2 separate regions of the Mus musculus genome follow, and region 1 is linked to region 2. A link is a loop called in an ENCODE intact Hi-C map of the cell type or tissue named here. Cell type or tissue: gastrocnemius. All regions are shown on one strand.

Region 1 (8,000 bases), 160 kb after region 2:
TCACTCCAATACTTATTTATTGATTGATAATTTATTTATGTATTTACCTCCCAAATGCTGCCCCCTCCCCCATCCCCTCACACTTCCTCCCTCCACTTCCCCTTCACCTCTGAGAGGATACCCCCCACCCCCACCCTCGTGGTTTATCATGTCTCTGGCAGGATTAGGCATATCCTTTCCTACTGAGGCCAGACAAGGCAGCTCTCTGCTGTGTATGTGCCAGGAGACAAATTTCACTTCAGCTCAACATCAAAAACACGTGAAAGAACCGTAACCCCACCCCCACCCCCCTGCCCATTGTCACAGACATTAGTAGCCCCAATGGCATTTGGATCCCAGTTTCTAACCCAGCCTGACTCTTCAGCATCGACATCCATATGTATCATTATTTCTATTGCTTTCTTGAGACAGTCTCATAGCCCAGGCTAGCTCAAACCCCTCATCCTCCTGTTTCCACCTCTAGAGTGTTGGCTGATGGTTTATTTCACCATGCCTAACATCACCTGGCCAATCATATCACTCTCTTCCATGGCGATGGAAGTATTCCTTCCATGACGATGTGCCCCAGAGGAGGGTGGGATCAGAACTTTCTCGTTTGGGTACGTGGCAGAGAGTGGCAGAGAGCATGCATCCTTAGAGGGAGGTGTTATTTCCGCATCTCTTCTCACTTGTGCCTGGATGCTGCAAAGACCCCATCCTTGGGTGTGTGTGACAACTGTCTTGTTATTTCAGCCAGTGAGCTACTATTTCTTTTCCTTTTTTTTTTTTTTATTTTGCATGATCAAGACCGAGACAGGTTTCAGACAAAGTAGATTCTCCTGGGAGTTTAACGTTAGACAGTTTTTGTTTGCTTTGTTTTTGAGACAGGGTCTCACGATGTAGTCCTGGCTGTCATGGAACTTGCTATGTTGACCAGGCTGGTTTTGAACTCACAGAGATCTGCCTGCCTCTGCCTCCTGAGTGCTGGGATTAAACTTATGTGCCACACTGAATGCTAGCACTAGACCGCTTCATGAATTACAAAGAGATACTCAGAAGTACAGGAAATTATTAGCTAGTGTATTTATAGAAGTAAATTAGAGAATTTCAGATTCATAGAAGTCCATGTCTCCTGTTCACTGGGGAGAGTCCCCAGTCTCAGCATAGAGTTTATTGGAGGTCCATTGAGTGGGACATTTGTCAGTCCTGGAAGAGGTTCAGAACACCAAAGTGATTATGTTGCGCATACTCTCAGGAACTTAACCTTCTTTCCTGGGCTTTGGGCCTCCCTCATTCCATGGCCTCTGTGAGGCATGCAGCCATTACCTCTCAGAAATTCCTAAAGAAAGATCTGAAAGTGGCTCCTAAGAGCCAACCCCATTCCCAAGATCTGCCCAGGCCACCTCTACTGTTCTGAGAAATCCTAACTATCTCCTGCAAAGATTGATTAGATTCATTAGACCCTAGCCTTTCTACTATGCAACCACACATGACAGTGTGTGTGTGTGTGTGTGTGTGTGAGTGTGTGTATGAGTGAGTGTGTGTGAGTGAGTGTGTGTGAGTGTGTGTGTGAGTGAGTGTGTGTGAGTGTGAGTGAGTGTGTGAGAGTGAGTGTGTGTTTGTGTGAGTGTGTGTATGTGTGAATATGTGTGAGTGTGTATATGTGAGTATGTGTGAGTGTGTGTGAGTGTGTGTGAGTGTGAGTGTGTGTGTGTGTGTGTGTGTGTGTGTGTGTAGGGCGGAACCTGTTGGAGGGCAAGGGCTTGATTTGGTCCTCTGTCTTGGGAAATACAAAACTCTTTCAAATATATGGGTTGGCAATACAATTTTGAGTCTCAAGCCTTGGCTGACCTAGGGTGACCTAGCTGCTTTTTGATTGCGGGAATTCGGAGGGCTGCTGACTTTTCATTTCTTGAGCAGAAGGTGGTGGAACCAACCTCACAGCCAAACTCAAACATCACAGAAATGGGAAGAGTGCCAACATAGGCTCCTGTGAGGATGCTGCACAAAGTCCCCAGCAAAGTGAGACGTTTAAGAACTTACCTTGTAGTGCTGTGCATTGCACACCTGGTTCCTTGGGACCCAGAGGGAGGGTGTTTCAATCATGATATCTGTGCTCAACTAGATAGTGGCAGTGTGTGTGTTTGTGGTGCTGGAGGCTGATCACAGAGCCCTGTGCACACCAGAGAAGCATTCTACCACGGAATCTCCTGACTCTTATTGTTTTGAGACAGTGTCTTTCTGAGTTGCTTAGGCTGGGCCCAACCTTGCTACTGTCTTACCTAGGCCTTGCAAGCAGCTGAAGTCATGTTGTTTTGATTCAGTAAACTGTACAGTTAAATAGAAGAAAATAGGTAAAAAAATAAAAAAAGGCCCCCCCCCTCACACAGTTTCTCTCTCCACCCCTCTACTCTGCAGCCACAATCTTCATGACTTTTCTCCTGCACCTTTCTTCCCAGTTACTTAAATCTCCTTGAAACTGTAAGCTACTGTCTTTTGTTGATTGACTCTCCTATAACACATGACCCATGATGTTTATGTTGAAGAGCACCCAATAAGCAAATAATAGGCAATTGATTATTGATTCTTTCCTCGTTCCCCAGCAAAACCCAGCGAGTTTAGTAACAATACATTGTTTGTTTTCTGAGGAAGTTATTGGTAAACCCTGCAGATGCTCATCTGGGTACCTCTGGGATGAAACTGTGTCTCCCCTCCTCACTGGCTGTGTGGGCTTGGGAAGATGTTGTGTTTCTCTGAGTCCAGGTTCCTCGTTTGCAACACTGGAGGTCAGTGGACACTCTTCCCCAGATGGGCTGAGAGCAAGAGCTCAGGTGGAGCATAGCCTGTGTCTTCCTGGACTCCATTTGGCACGCACTTGCTTTCCGGTTTCTGAGCAAAACTAGGCCATGCTGAGCAGTCAATATTTTATTCCAAGTGTGGAGAAAGGTATCTGAGAACTCCCAACACAGTCACATGGCGGGGGAGAGCTTTTGAGGTTCGCTGGCAAAAGAGCCATTCTCTTTTAAAGCAGGAAGAGCATGGTGTAAACAAGTCAGTGTTTTAGAGATTTATTTTATTTTGTATATGTGTGTGCCTCTGTGTGTATGTGTTGTGCCTGTGTGTTAGCCTTGGTATATGTATGTGTGTGTATATGTTTGTGCCTCTGTATGTATGTGTGTGTCTGTCTGTGTGTTAGCCTGGATATATATATATGTGTGTGTGTGCCTCTGTGTGTATGTGTGTGTCTGTTTGTTGAGTCTGGGTGTATGTATGTGTATACTTGTGTGTGCGTGTGTTTGTGTGCCTGTGTATGTATGTGCCTCTATATGTGTGCTTGTATGCATGTGTATGTATGTGTGTGTATGTGTGTGCCTGTGTATATGTGTGTGCCTTTGTGTGTGTGTATATGTGTCTGTGTGTATGTACGTATGTGCCTGTATGTGTATGTCTCTGTGTGTGTGTGCTTGTATGTGTGCTTGTGTGTGTGTATGTATGTATGTGCCTGTGTGTATATGTCTCTGTATGTGGTGTGCCACATGTACTGATGAAAGCCGGAAGAGGGCATCCAAGCTCATGAAGCTGGAGTTACTGGTGACCATGAGCCACCTGACATCAGTCCTGGGAACTGAACCCCGCAAGGCGGCTCACCCCTAACTGCTGAGCCGTCTCTAGTGCCAGTTAGTATCGGTATTATTAGTCTTAAAAAAAAATACAAGGTCTTGTTCTGTAGTTTAGGCTGGCCTGGTAGTTTTTAAGTAGCCTAAACTGGCCCAGAACTGTGGCAAGCCTCCTGCCTCAGCCTCTCTAGTGTGGATTTAGAGGCTGCCATAGCCAGGAGCTGCAGTAGGAATGGTGACTTTGAAAGGTTCAGTCGTAACTGTCTAAGACAAGTTAAACCAGACAGTGAAAAACACTCCAGGGGTTGTGTGTATGTGTTTAGATTTGGTGAGACAGGGTCTCATGTAGCCCAGGTTGGCCTTGATCTCACTGTGCAACTGAGAGTGATTTAAAACCTTGTCTGACCTTTGAATTGATTTCCCAGCCTCCACCTATGGATTGTTTTCTGATATTCCATTGGTACCATCTATGTTTCATAAGTAAAAATTTAGATTACATCATCACATAGATACCTGTTCTGCGTCTTTTCCTGCATGGTATGACTTGGCTACTCTGATCTGTGTGTAATACAGGGAAATCTTATGATGGGATTTTCAGTGCCAAATACTTTGGGTCTGAAGCACGGTTTTGTTTGCTCTCGTATGTTGGGAGCCTTCCATGATGACTTCAGGGACTGTTGACTTCCTTGGGTATCACTGAAATGTGATTATACTTTTCCAGGGCTTTAAAGTGAACCAGCAAACATAGACCTTGCCAGGGACCGGTGCAGGAAGCATTTCTGTTGTTAGGGAAAGTAAACTCCTGGTGGGGTGAGCGTGGCCACTCCACTGTTGTGTCAATGATCAGACAGAGGACCAGTGAGACAATTCCAGGTAACTATGGAAGAATCCCTTTCTCCTAAAAACAAAAGCGCTCAGTCAGCAGAGAATGTGCCCAAGTCTTGTGCAGTGGCAATTTTCCTAACTGTTCTTATGACAGAGTTTACTGTTGGCTCTTCCACCCAGCGACAGCAGTTAGGCGAGCCCTTCTGTTCTGACAGCTTCTAGGCTACTGGAACTTGGACGAGATGGTTGGGATCCTGTGTGGTCATACACGTACATCCACAGACTCCCTCCACTGTGATGGCAGTTTCCAGTGAAAAATAATTTAACATACATCTCCAGAGATCTCTTGACTTGTTTTCGTTCTCTCCAGTCAGAATGGAATTCTTTGGAGGAGTCACTAGCATTGCTGCTCAGCATCTATGGCGTGCTAGGCACCCTGCCCAGCCCTGTGTCAGAGAGGAACAAGGAGCCTGCTTAGTTAGAACGCACTCTCTGCTGATGACATCAACTCACACAGTTGCAAGGAAACAGGAGAGAGCCAGCCGCCATCCTCCTGGCTTCTGTTATTGAGCGTGGGTTCTGAGTCACTGCAGGTTCTTATCTGTCACATCACCAACGGGAAACAGCAATCTCTCTTGTTATTCCTCACTCTGGCAAAAACAGCCGTCCTCACTGAAGGTCCTACAGCTAATGGTTGGAGCTGGGTTCCTCTTGAAAGCTCCTCACCGGTGTCTGTCAGTGCTTGCCAGCTGAGTGGGGGAGGCTCAGGAGCCTCATCGTTTAAAGTAGTTCTAGTTTATGCCGGGCAGAAGCATCAAACTCCAGGACACTGAACTCTTGGAAGGAAAGGGTTGAAAAAATGCACATATAAGCTTCACTGTGATATTTATTAAGTCGAGACAAGAACATGTCAGAGAAATGGCAGATATGGTTACAGTATGATTGACTAGGTCGCAGAGGCAAGCTATGTCCCTCTAGTGACAATGGGGTTTCCTCTGGAGGATGCAGACAGTCTGATCGATTCTGAAACAGGCAGACAATCACTGAGTCTCCAAGGAGTCTTCAGGTCACTGTAGGATGAGATGCTGGGGTCACTTCTAGTGCTGGGTGTACAGCTCCAGGTACAGCCACGACACTGGCCATGTCCTCAGCTGCAGAGCAGGAAGTCAGCTCGTTTTACCCTCATTTCCCCATTTCTCCCCCTTCCTCACCCACAGCACAGCACAGCACAGCACAGCCTCTGATGTTTCAGAAATTATTGGGGACTATGAGCTAGGATGTTTAAGGAAGAATACTGCATGTTCTGAGATCAAAGTGGTGGTGACAGACAGGAACAATAGAGGCTCATGTGACACCAGTGGCTGGAGTAAACGAGAAGGAAAGGCTTACTTCAGTGCAGCACACAGCATGGTGGAAAAGTCCAGAGCTCAGGATGAGGCTCCTCTCTCACTGTCTCACACGGGGATCCTCTCACTGTCTCACACGGGGATCCTCTCTCACTGTCTCACACGGGGATCCTCCACTGTCTCACACGGGGATCCTCCACTGTCTCACATGGAGATCCTCTCTCACTGTCTCACACGGGGATCCTCTCACTGTCTCACACGGGGATCCTCCACTGTCTCACACGGGGATCCTCTCACTGTCTCACACGGGGATCCTCTCTCACTGTCTCACACGGGGATCCTCCACTGTCTCACACGGGGATCCTCTCTCACTGTCTCACACGGGGATCCTCTCACTGTCTCACACGGGGATCCTCTCTCACTGTCTCACACGGGGATCCTCCACTGTCTCACATGGAGATCCTCTCTCACTGTCTCACACGGGGATCCTCTCACTGTCTCACACGGGGATCCTCCACTGTCTCACACGGGGATCCTCTCACTGTCTCACACGGGGATCCTCTCTCACAGTCTCACACGGGGATCCTCCACTGTCTCACACGGGGATCCTCTCTCACTGTCTCACACGGGGATCCTCTCACTGTCTCACACGGGGATCCTCCACTGTCTCACACGGGGATCCTCTCTCACTGTCTCACACGGGGATCCTCTCACTGTCTCACACGGGGATCCTCTCTCACTGTCTCACACGGGGATCCTCCACTGTCTCACACGGGGATCCTCCACTGTCTCACATGGAGATCCTCTCTCACTGTCTCACACGGGGATCCTCTCACTGTCTCACACGGGGATCCTCTCACTGTCTCACACGGGGATCCTCCACTGTCTCACACGGGGATCCTCTCACTGTCTCACATGGGGATCCTCCACTGTCTCACACGAGGATCCTCTCTGTCTCACACAGGGATCCTCTATCACTGTCTCACAAGGGGATCCTCTCACTGTCTCACACGAAGATCTTCTCACTGTTTCACAAGAGTATCAGTAATATATTTAATAACATTCTTGAATTCAAAGTTTCTTTTTTTTAAAGAGAGTCAGGGTCTTATGCATTAATGTCCTCAAATGTGCTACGTAGCTAAGATGCCACTCACTTCTGGAATTATGAGCATGCACCACCATGTCCAGTTTATGCACTGCTTGGGGATGGAACCCAGGGCTTTGTGCGTGCCGGACAAGAGCCCTACCAGCTGAGCCACTTCCCCACCCCTCAAAGACTCAATCTGCTTAGGGTTTTTTTCTTTGTCAACCAAGTGGATGAATCTCAGTTTCGATAACTCTCTTGGGAATCTAAACCCAAGACCCAAGATCATTTACACAAACTAAAAGGTGGTGCTCCCAGGCTCGGCAGAGGGATACACACGATCCATATAGGGGACCTTGAGTACATCTCCTCTAAGTGTTTTAGAGAGCCAGGGCATTCAAAGTTAATGGAGGTTGGTTTGCAGTCTTTAGCGTTTTTCTTTAAAACACTCTCAGCTAGGTTTCGATTTTCCTGCACTGGGTGAGTGGGAGGCTTCTGAGGCAGCCTCCTTCCAGTCACTCAGGGAACCATGGCATCTGGGAACCATGGCATCTGGGTGCAGATTGCGGGAGGTGCGCTCTTTCTGCAGCACTGCATAGATGCATGTTGGTTGTTCAGTGCTCATGAGGTGAACAAAGATTTCCGGTAAAGGTCTACCTTGAGACAGAATGAAGAGACTCCACATCATCCCCATTGTCTTAGTCACCCTTCTGTTGCTATAACAAAACAAACACTATGACCTCCTATAGGGCAACTCATATAGAAGAAAGTATTTAATTGGGGGCTTGCAGTTTTATAGGGTCATGGCAGGAAGCAGACAGGTATTCTGCTGGAGCAGTAGCTGGGAGCTTTATATCCTGATCAGGAGGGAGGGGTGGGGGGAGGGGGAGAAAGATTTGCTTGCCTCTGAGTACTGGGATTATAGGTGTGCACCAACATGCTAGGTTTATTCAGTACTGGGGATCGAACCCAGAGCTTTGTGCACGATAGGTAGGCACTCTACCGAGCCACATTCCTAGTCCATCTCACTTGGTGCACTGAGGACAAGCTGAGATCTCTCCTTTTCTTTGTCGTGTTTTCCCGCTAGCGTGAGCACCGTCCACTAGTCATCATTGCTGGCTGCTTCCTTTCATGATTCTGGCTGCTGTA
Region 2 (8,000 bases):
TGTGGTGGCTGAGCCTTGGCTCACACGGGTCCTGTTAGCAGAAACTTCATAGGCGTGGTTGGTTTGGGCATTCCTGTCAGCTGCTGTAGTCATCGTAGCTGCCTTCTCAAGGCCGAGTTCACTCAAACAGTCAGGTGAAACTGATTCTAATAATCCCATAATCCCCTTGCCTAGAAGGGCACTTATCACCTGTCACTAGTTGTAGTCCAAAGTTAACCCATAGAACAAGGCAGAGCAAAGCCTTTCGGGACCAGAGCCAGGCTGTGGCACAACACCTGTTATATGTAAGGATGCATTTCATTGTCAAGTCAGAACAATCTCTGAGAACCAAAGCCAAGGCTGTCGCAAACACCATGCGTCAGATAAATAAATACCCTTTTGGCTAGTATTAGTTGTTCATGGGAATAGGGGGCTTCTGTTTCTTAGACTCCGGCTTTCCTGTGCAGGAATGGCTGCTATTTTACTGAGTACTGATTGTGTGAGACCCACTGCACTGTTAATGGTGATCACTGCAAGCCCACTATCGCTATCTCCTTATTACAGTAGGAAGCAGAGATGCTAATTCACCCGACCGATAACATGCGTACTCGCGTGCACGTGCACGTGTGTGTGTGTGTGTGTGTGTGTGTGTGTGTAGGGGGGGCGCAGGTTGTGGGAAATTATAGAAGCAGTCAAAGGTTGCTCGAATGCTTGGCAACCACACATTCTCCCAAAAGCTTCTTGCAAGGTGGGACAGAAAGGACCAGAAATCTCACCTGGCTCCTCCTTGTTTGAAGGGCTGTGGGGATCATAGATAGCAACTGACCTGCCCGGTTTCTCTCAACTCTTCCCGTTTTCTTAGTGAAACCTGACAGTATTCTGGAAGTTAGTCAACAGACAGACTCTTGGTTCAATTTCCTGGGTAGGCAATATAGTCGGAAGCAGCTTGGTCAGTCTGCGGAACCCAGTTCCTGGGCGCCCCCATGTGGTCGGATTACGTAAAAGGCGTTTGAATGATGGTGTCACTCCCAAGACATGAGCTCCTTCAAAGGCAATAGTTGCCAGCTGGGGCCATTTTGTCAGGAAGCACCTATTTGGAAATCTGAAACAAATGCACACAGGGTCCCTGCCAATCAGCTCCTAAGAAGATGTAAGGAAACACTTAAAGTCCGCGCAGGGAGGTGGGGGACGAAGGGGGGGAATGGAGGGGGGAAGGGGAGAGGGCACACAGCTGAAACTTAGATAAACGCATCAAGAAGGCTGTGTGTGCGATCCTGTCAGGCAGCGTGACCTGTATCCTGGTTTCTGTTAAATCATGTGGTTGGCTTCCGCCTGGCAAGTGAGAGGCCCCAGGGTGCAGAGGAGCGGGAGGTAGCTTTATGGGTGGCTACACAGAAGCCAAAAAAAAAAACAAAAAAACAGTCTAACCTCTGGAGAATCGACCCCTGGCCCAGTGTCTCTGCCTCCACTACAGACTGAAGAATCAATGTCTGGACGTTGCTTGCTGTCCTTTCCCCCCTTGTTGCTAACAGGCAGTCTTTCAGGGGCCCACGCTGCTCCACAATCCACAGAGTAAACACAGTCCTGACCAGGGACAAACCCGACTCTGCACACTGTGCCAAACTGCTTACTTAAGGGCTCTAAAGAGAACGCCGAGAGTGGTTGAAGCTGAGCCCCGTCAGCAACCCAGCCCTAATCTTGGGGTTTGCACCGTGGGAAAGTGGGTAACTGCTGCCCTTTCCCTCTCCTTCCTCACAAGCAGGACAGGGAAGGATTTTCTCTTCCATTTGTGTTCATTACCACGCTGCTGCCCCTCCACCCTTGTACCGCTGGAAATGGAACACAAGGCCCCGTTTGTGCTGGGCCAGTACTGTAGCTCTGAGCTACACCCTAAGCTCCAGTTTATTGCTCCAGGACCTGGCTGGGGCTCTGGGACAGAAGAGACCACACCTGCAAGTCCTGGATGTGGACACCTAGCCTTCTTCTGGGACTTTGGGGGGAGCCAGAGGGGTACGTTCTGGACTTTTAAAATCTAATGAGACCCCCACTGCTCTGGGTGTGTGTGTGTGTCTGGACTATATCTGGATTGTTTGACTGTTTGCATGGTGCTTGGGGGGTAGGGATTGAGAGAGAGAGAGAGAGAGAGAGAGAGAGAAGAGGGGGAGGGAGGGAGAAACAGAAACAGAGAGAAACAGAGAGAGAGAGAGAGAGAGAGAGAGAGAGACCTGTGTTTAATGAGCTACAAACAAAACAGTCTCTCTCTGGCTTTCTTTTTCCCCTCCTATTTTTTGGCAGCTCTTTAGGTTTGTGGCTCCTTCCCCCCCCCCCGCCCCCCTCCCCAGGATGAATCCAAGAGTGGCCTCGGGCTGCTGGGAACAACTGCTCCTTTGAGTGAACTCTTTTATGGATATTAGGCAAACAATTTCTGTCAGCAGGAACTGGGAGGCATCACTGAGAACATGCATGCACGTGTGTGTGTGTGTGTGTGTGTGTGTGTGTGTGTGTGTGCACTTGCATGTGTGTGTGTGTAACTTGCACGCACAATGCCGGGCATCTCATCTCACTAGCTCCATCCTTGGGAAAGGCACGTCTTCTTGGCAAGAGAGAGGAGACACTTCCCTGAGCACCTACAAACAAATCAGCGAATCATTAACCGACTCATGGTGACAACGGGCACCTTTGTCCCTCTCCTCCCGCACGCACGTCTTTACTTGGTTTTTCTTTGGGGCTAGGATTCTGGGTTGTTTCGGTGCCTGTCAGGTTTGCTTCTCACTCCTCACTCCACCTGCCAGAGCTTGGTTGGGCTCTGTGGGCCGAGCTCTCAGTTTCTTGCCCCCTCTTTGTCCTGTGAACTTTCTGTGCGATTTAGGGAGTGCCTTGCTGGGGCAGTTAGTGAACTCTGCATCAGAGAAAGGATTGCAACGGAAAACGCAACCTTCACAGGAAGCACAAAACTTGCTTCTTAAACTACAGCTGGGTTTACGGTCCCAGCAATAAATCACTGAGTTTGTGGCTTAAATTTCCTGGCCTTCATAAAAACAAAAGCAAACCACAATTTCATTAAGAGTGCCCTCTTCTTCAGCCTAGGAGAAGGGAGGGACCAGGAATAAACACCCGGGAGGGGCTTTGCTGAGCTTCTCTCAGACAACCCCTCTCCCATCCCAATTTAGAAACTGGAGGTTGCTATTGCCTGGTGGCCAGAGTCAGTCACTCCCCACTGCTTCTGCGCCTCCCAATCCTGCCTGTTAATGTCTCTCATCTCAGCCTGAGGCGCCGGTGCCCTGTAAGGTGAAACTGGCCAACTTCCTCTACAGGCTGAGCTAGCCCAGAGGCTGGCAAAAGGTCACAGCAGGCGTCACCCCCAGGGATCTGCAGACAAAGGAACTGACAGCTGGCTGGTCTCATTGGTGTCAACTCAGAAGGACTGGGTAGTGTGGCCACTTCTCCCCCTCTTCCAGTTTTCCCAAGGTGCTTTTAGCACCCTACCCCAATCTTTCCAGCAAAACCTTCTAGCATGGTACGGGACTCTGAACCCGGCAAGGAACAGACAGTGATTTCCAAATCAGGTCCTGAGGATCCAGGAAACAAGTTTAGCTTAAAGGAAACCACTGCTGATCTGTATTTGAAACCCAGAATCCAGTCAGTGTGCTGGCAGGCCCCAGGCCCCAGGCCACACTGCCTTACTTCCTCCATATCTGGGGGCCTCACAGACATGGCTGCTCTCTGGATACATTTACCAGTTTTCCAGTCTGTTCTGTCCTAGGTGTGGTTCCTGTGCTCTCATTCACGCTAGGACAAGATAGATGGCAATGTTTATTTCTGACCCCTGTGAGACAGTCTCATGTTCTGCGTGCGTGTGTGTGTGTGTGTGTGTGTGTGTGTGTGTGCATGAGCGTGCATGTGTGTGTAAAACCTGCCAGTGTGTGTGTGTGTGTGTGTGTGTGCAAATTTGCTAGTCTGGCAAGAATGAATATATTCTAAAGGGACACCCGCGATCCTCTTTGACTATAGACTATGGAAACAACCAATCTCAGAAAGTTAAAATTTCCCCAGGAGACCCCAGGAGGAGAAGGAAAAGGCTGAAGCCCTGGGGTGGGGGTGGGGGATGGAGAGGGAGGGAGGAGAGGGCTGGAGGAGGAGTTTACTGGAGAGAGCATCACTGCTCCTAGGAGAGACTTGGAGCTGAGGTAGAGGTGAGCAGGGAACCGCCCCTGGGCTGAACTGCTTGGCTATGCAGTCCTGTTTTCGACTTGAAGGACCTTGAAGGCAGCCTGTGGGAGGCAGGAGAGACTCTTGAATCTTTCTCCCTCTTCCCAGTGTGGCCACATGGAAGAATCTGTTTTTTAATATTAATTTGGCTCTTTTAATTGGCTTATGAAAGACTGGAGGTCAAACCTGGTTTGCTAGGGCAGAGGCTGTGAACTGATCATATGTGCACACCAATGTATTCCTGCCTATATGAGTTTGCAGTATGAATGTTCACGAACACAGAGTCGTGTGTGAGAGTATATCTGGACACGTGTGTGGGCATTCATAGTGTACACTGTCTTCCAGCTGCTTACAAAGACGCAGCCCTTGTAGAGAGCGTTGTCAGCGAGCTGCACTTGAAGTTTAGAATCAAAAGCTTTTCTAAAATGTAATATTTTTTTATTAAATTGGGAAAAGAAAGGTACAATACAGATGACTATCAGTCAATCATATGGTACTTGGCAATTCCATCTTAATGGATTCACAGTCCAATTCAGTTCTCTGTACAAGAATTAAAAAAAAAAAACCACCTCAAGTATTCGCATAATCTGTCAATTTTTATTAACTGGGTTAGGGGAGGGTTTTTATCAGAGCACATTATGAAAACATTAGGACATTACAGACAGGCGTGAGATAAGCGTCAGACCGAACAGATGAAGCAAGTCCCTCAGCCATCTGAGAAACATTAATAATGAAATAGTGCAGAAACAAATCTTTGTTAGGGGTACCGGATGCAAAGGGAAAAAGCAGAGATCCTGGCGCCCCCTTGTGTTGCAAAATGAACCTGCACCTTTATTTCATTTTGCTGTTTCCCTTTTGAAGTTGGGAATTCATGCCCTTGTCCCTGTGCCCCAGAAGTAATTGTTTCCCCAAATCCTAGCAAGCCCTCTCCAGCAAATCACTTCCCCATTCACTGATAACTTCCAAGGACCCTATTTGAAAACCAATTCTTGCCCATTCTTCTTTACAGCCCACACATCCTGTTCCAAAAGTTGGCAGACGCCCAGCGTAGATGCCTGCCCTGAGTCCTCCTTCCCCCAAGTGTGAAATGAAATAAACCAGTCTTCCCTTCCCCTCTTCAGGCTTAGAGGATGTGGCAAGAGTGGCTACAAATCCAGATATTCTTTGTCTCATAAGCACTTTTCTTCTGCATCTTACTGGATACCTGCCATTTTTTCATAACTTAACACAAATGCCTTTATCTACCTACTTCCTCCCCCACCTGGCACTCACCAGCTCCCTTGGATCAACTGGTCAACCTGCTAAGCCATTTTTACACTTAAATGCCAGGAAAGACTGGACCAGAGACGTAAATAATACACCTCGATCTACAACAATTCAGGTTGAAGTTGTAGGCAGAATTTCATTGGCTGACCAGAAGAAGAAGAAGAAAAATATATACACAGTGTGGGTCTGGACAGTAGATGGAGTGGGAGGAGAACCCAGTGGGAACTGGGTGATTTTGTTTACTTGGATTTTCCAACTGGTCCGATGGAGACCGGGTCCGTTTGCACCTGAGCATCCGACATCCGCTTTGGTCCCTGGAGAAAAACATAAAGCAGCCAGCGTGAGGCCAACAGCAGCGAGGGGGACTTATCACGTGCTTATTCTACGTAAATATGACAGTGCTCATGGGCGGATGTCTAGCTTTAATACCTAGCGACGTTGCTTCCTGGGTTTGTGAAATCCTAGACACATTATGATTTGATTTTAAAATGGGAGTGCTCAAACCCAACTCTGAGAGGTGCTCCCAGATAAAGTGTGCTCAAAGTGTGACACATATTAGAGCAGTCCTGGGGTCGGGGGTCAGGGGTCAGAGGCCAGGGTGGGACTTGCTATTCTAGTTCATTCTACATCCCTAGCCACTGTCAATAGCTCATTCTTTCAGGTTCTAACAAAATGGTGCCCTGATTTGTTCCCCAGCACTATCTGAAGTGACCTTACTCTGTTTGACCTGACATCCTCCTCCTCTGTGGGTTCAGTCTGCTGCCTCCTCGGGACCATTCGAGTGCCCCGGCATGTGGAGGTTGCACCTCACTACTGTCCCAGTGTGGCAGGTGGATGCGTGCAGTCTTGCACCACTACTGTCTCACCCTTTCCCCCACGGGTTGCTGTTGGTCATGGTGTTTATCACAGCAATAGAAAGCAAACTGCAACAGAATTGCAGCTGTTACCATGACCTCAATTTGACAACGGGGGAAACTGAGGCACGAAGGGGTTGGGTTGAGTGACTCAGCCAAGGACACAGAGCTAGGAGGCAGCCAGAGCAGAACTGCAGTGGAGTGGCTTGGCAGCATAGGTGTTTGGTCTTGCTCTCCTCCACGCTGTCCCTGCTACTATTTAGATCATCCTGTCCCCCACACCTGGCATCTTCATCCTTCCTGCCTCTATCCTTGGGCTCCAGGACAGCCTGTGTGTCTGCTGCTCTCTGTGCCTAGAACAGTGCCTGGTACCCAGCAGATGCTGGAGAGTCATTTGTTCATCAGGTTTCCGGTGAGCTCCCACTTTGGAGTTGAATACCACACCCCTTAACCAAGAACCGAGAAAGAAGCCTCGAACACCCCATCTGCTTACCAGGCCCTTCAGGAAGCCCCCGAGGGACTGTCGCCGCTTCTCAGACTTCTTTGGGGTCTTGTCCCCAGTCTGCATTGCGTTTGCCTCCACTGTGGGCGGCTGCACACACGGCGCCGGCTCTCTGACTTCCTGTTTGCCGTTCTTCTGCTTGCTGTTCTCAGTCGCTGACTTCTTGTCCACTGATTTCTTGTCCTTCGAGGAGGAGGTCTCCTTGTTTTTCTGAGCTGTTCCCGCGGGCTCTGGCTCTGGGGGTGAGGGCGTCTTTTCCACGGAGTTTGACGTCTACAACAATTCCAAACAAAGGCCCTGTTTAGTGTTTGAAAGATGATTCTTAATAGCAGAGATGCTCAGATGTTGGAAATGAGTTTGGGTAAAATGCGGAAGAAAGAAAAAAGAAATTATCAAGGCCGTGCATAACAGGCAGCATTTATTTATATATTTATCTTGCAACAATTCATTACTAACTATGGTTTCCCTGCAAGGACTCTCTCTGTTCCTTGGCAAACTACATGCATAACTTGGGCCGAGCCACTTAACTCCCCAGAGCCTCAGTTTCTCCATCCATACTAGGCAAATTAATCTTACTCCAGGTATGTGGCCCAGGCCTGGCCAGTGCAGCAGTGTACTTGATAGGGCATCTACAGCTCTGATTGGGTCAGGATATCTGAAGACGCTCTGATTGGGTCAGGATATCTGAAGACATCTCTGATTGGTTCAGGATATCTTAAAACAGTTCTGATTGGTTCAGGATATCTGAAGACAGCTCTGATAGGTTCAGGGAAGCTCAACACAGCTCTGATTGGTTCAGGATAGCTCAAGACGGCCGTTGATCTGATACTAGAGCTTTGCTAAAGTTAATCAAGAGGCCTGGCTTCAGTCCCATCAGATTTGAAGCTATGAAAAGCTGGGCCTTTAAGACTACGTTTCAAGAGAAAAATATGCCTGGACAGGAAATCAACACAGAAAGAAGCAGAGCTGAGACTGTGGGAAAGAAATCCGTTCAGATGGCTGCGCGTATGCCCTTGGATCCAGCCGTTCCTGGAGCCTATGTGAACACATAGCCTATGTGAACACATAGGCTGGGGGCGGAGAGAGTATCCCATAATTAGCATAAGTGACTTCTTTCTTGAGGGTGCTCATTTTGAAATTTATAAGTATACATGCTTATATTTTTATGTGAAACAGTTCTTTTATTTCAT

The links. Hi-C counts contacts between places; a loop is a spot of excess contacts. Peaks named below come from ENCODE experiments on the same cell type or tissue, not always from the same donor. Only the 100,000 strongest peaks of a DNase experiment are listed, where the experiment ranks them.
Region 1: it touches region 2 in a loop (6-fold over the local background); 20 of 42 quality-filtered maps call a loop at or near these places.

Annotation. Positions count from the first base shown.
Region 1 is chr2:170,498,582-170,506,581 of GRCm38, forward strand. Gm16796 (predicted gene, 16796) reads right to left here. Exons shown (of 3, transcript NR_040367.1): 2 at 4,110-5,782; 3 at 776-1,185. It also overlaps a transcript of Pfdn4 not described here. Among named protein-coding and RNA genes, the nearest start is that of Cyp24a1, 5.4 kb to the left of the region's middle. In gastrocnemius, no CTCF peak of the experiment used is centred here; a DNase peak (open chromatin) is centred at 4,885.
Region 2 is chr2:170,342,381-170,350,380 of GRCm38, forward strand. It overlaps Bcas1 (breast carcinoma amplified sequence 1), which reads right to left. Exons shown (of 13, transcript NM_029815.2): 12 at 6,802-7,083; 13 at 4,611-5,768. The coding sequence ends at 5,694. Among named protein-coding and RNA genes, the nearest start is that of Gm39999, 8.8 kb to the left of the region's middle. In gastrocnemius, CTCF peaks have their summits at 966 (motif pointing left) and 4,987 (motif pointing left); DNase peaks (open chromatin) are centred at 966, 3,307 and 5,013; H3K27ac peaks cover 1,653 bases.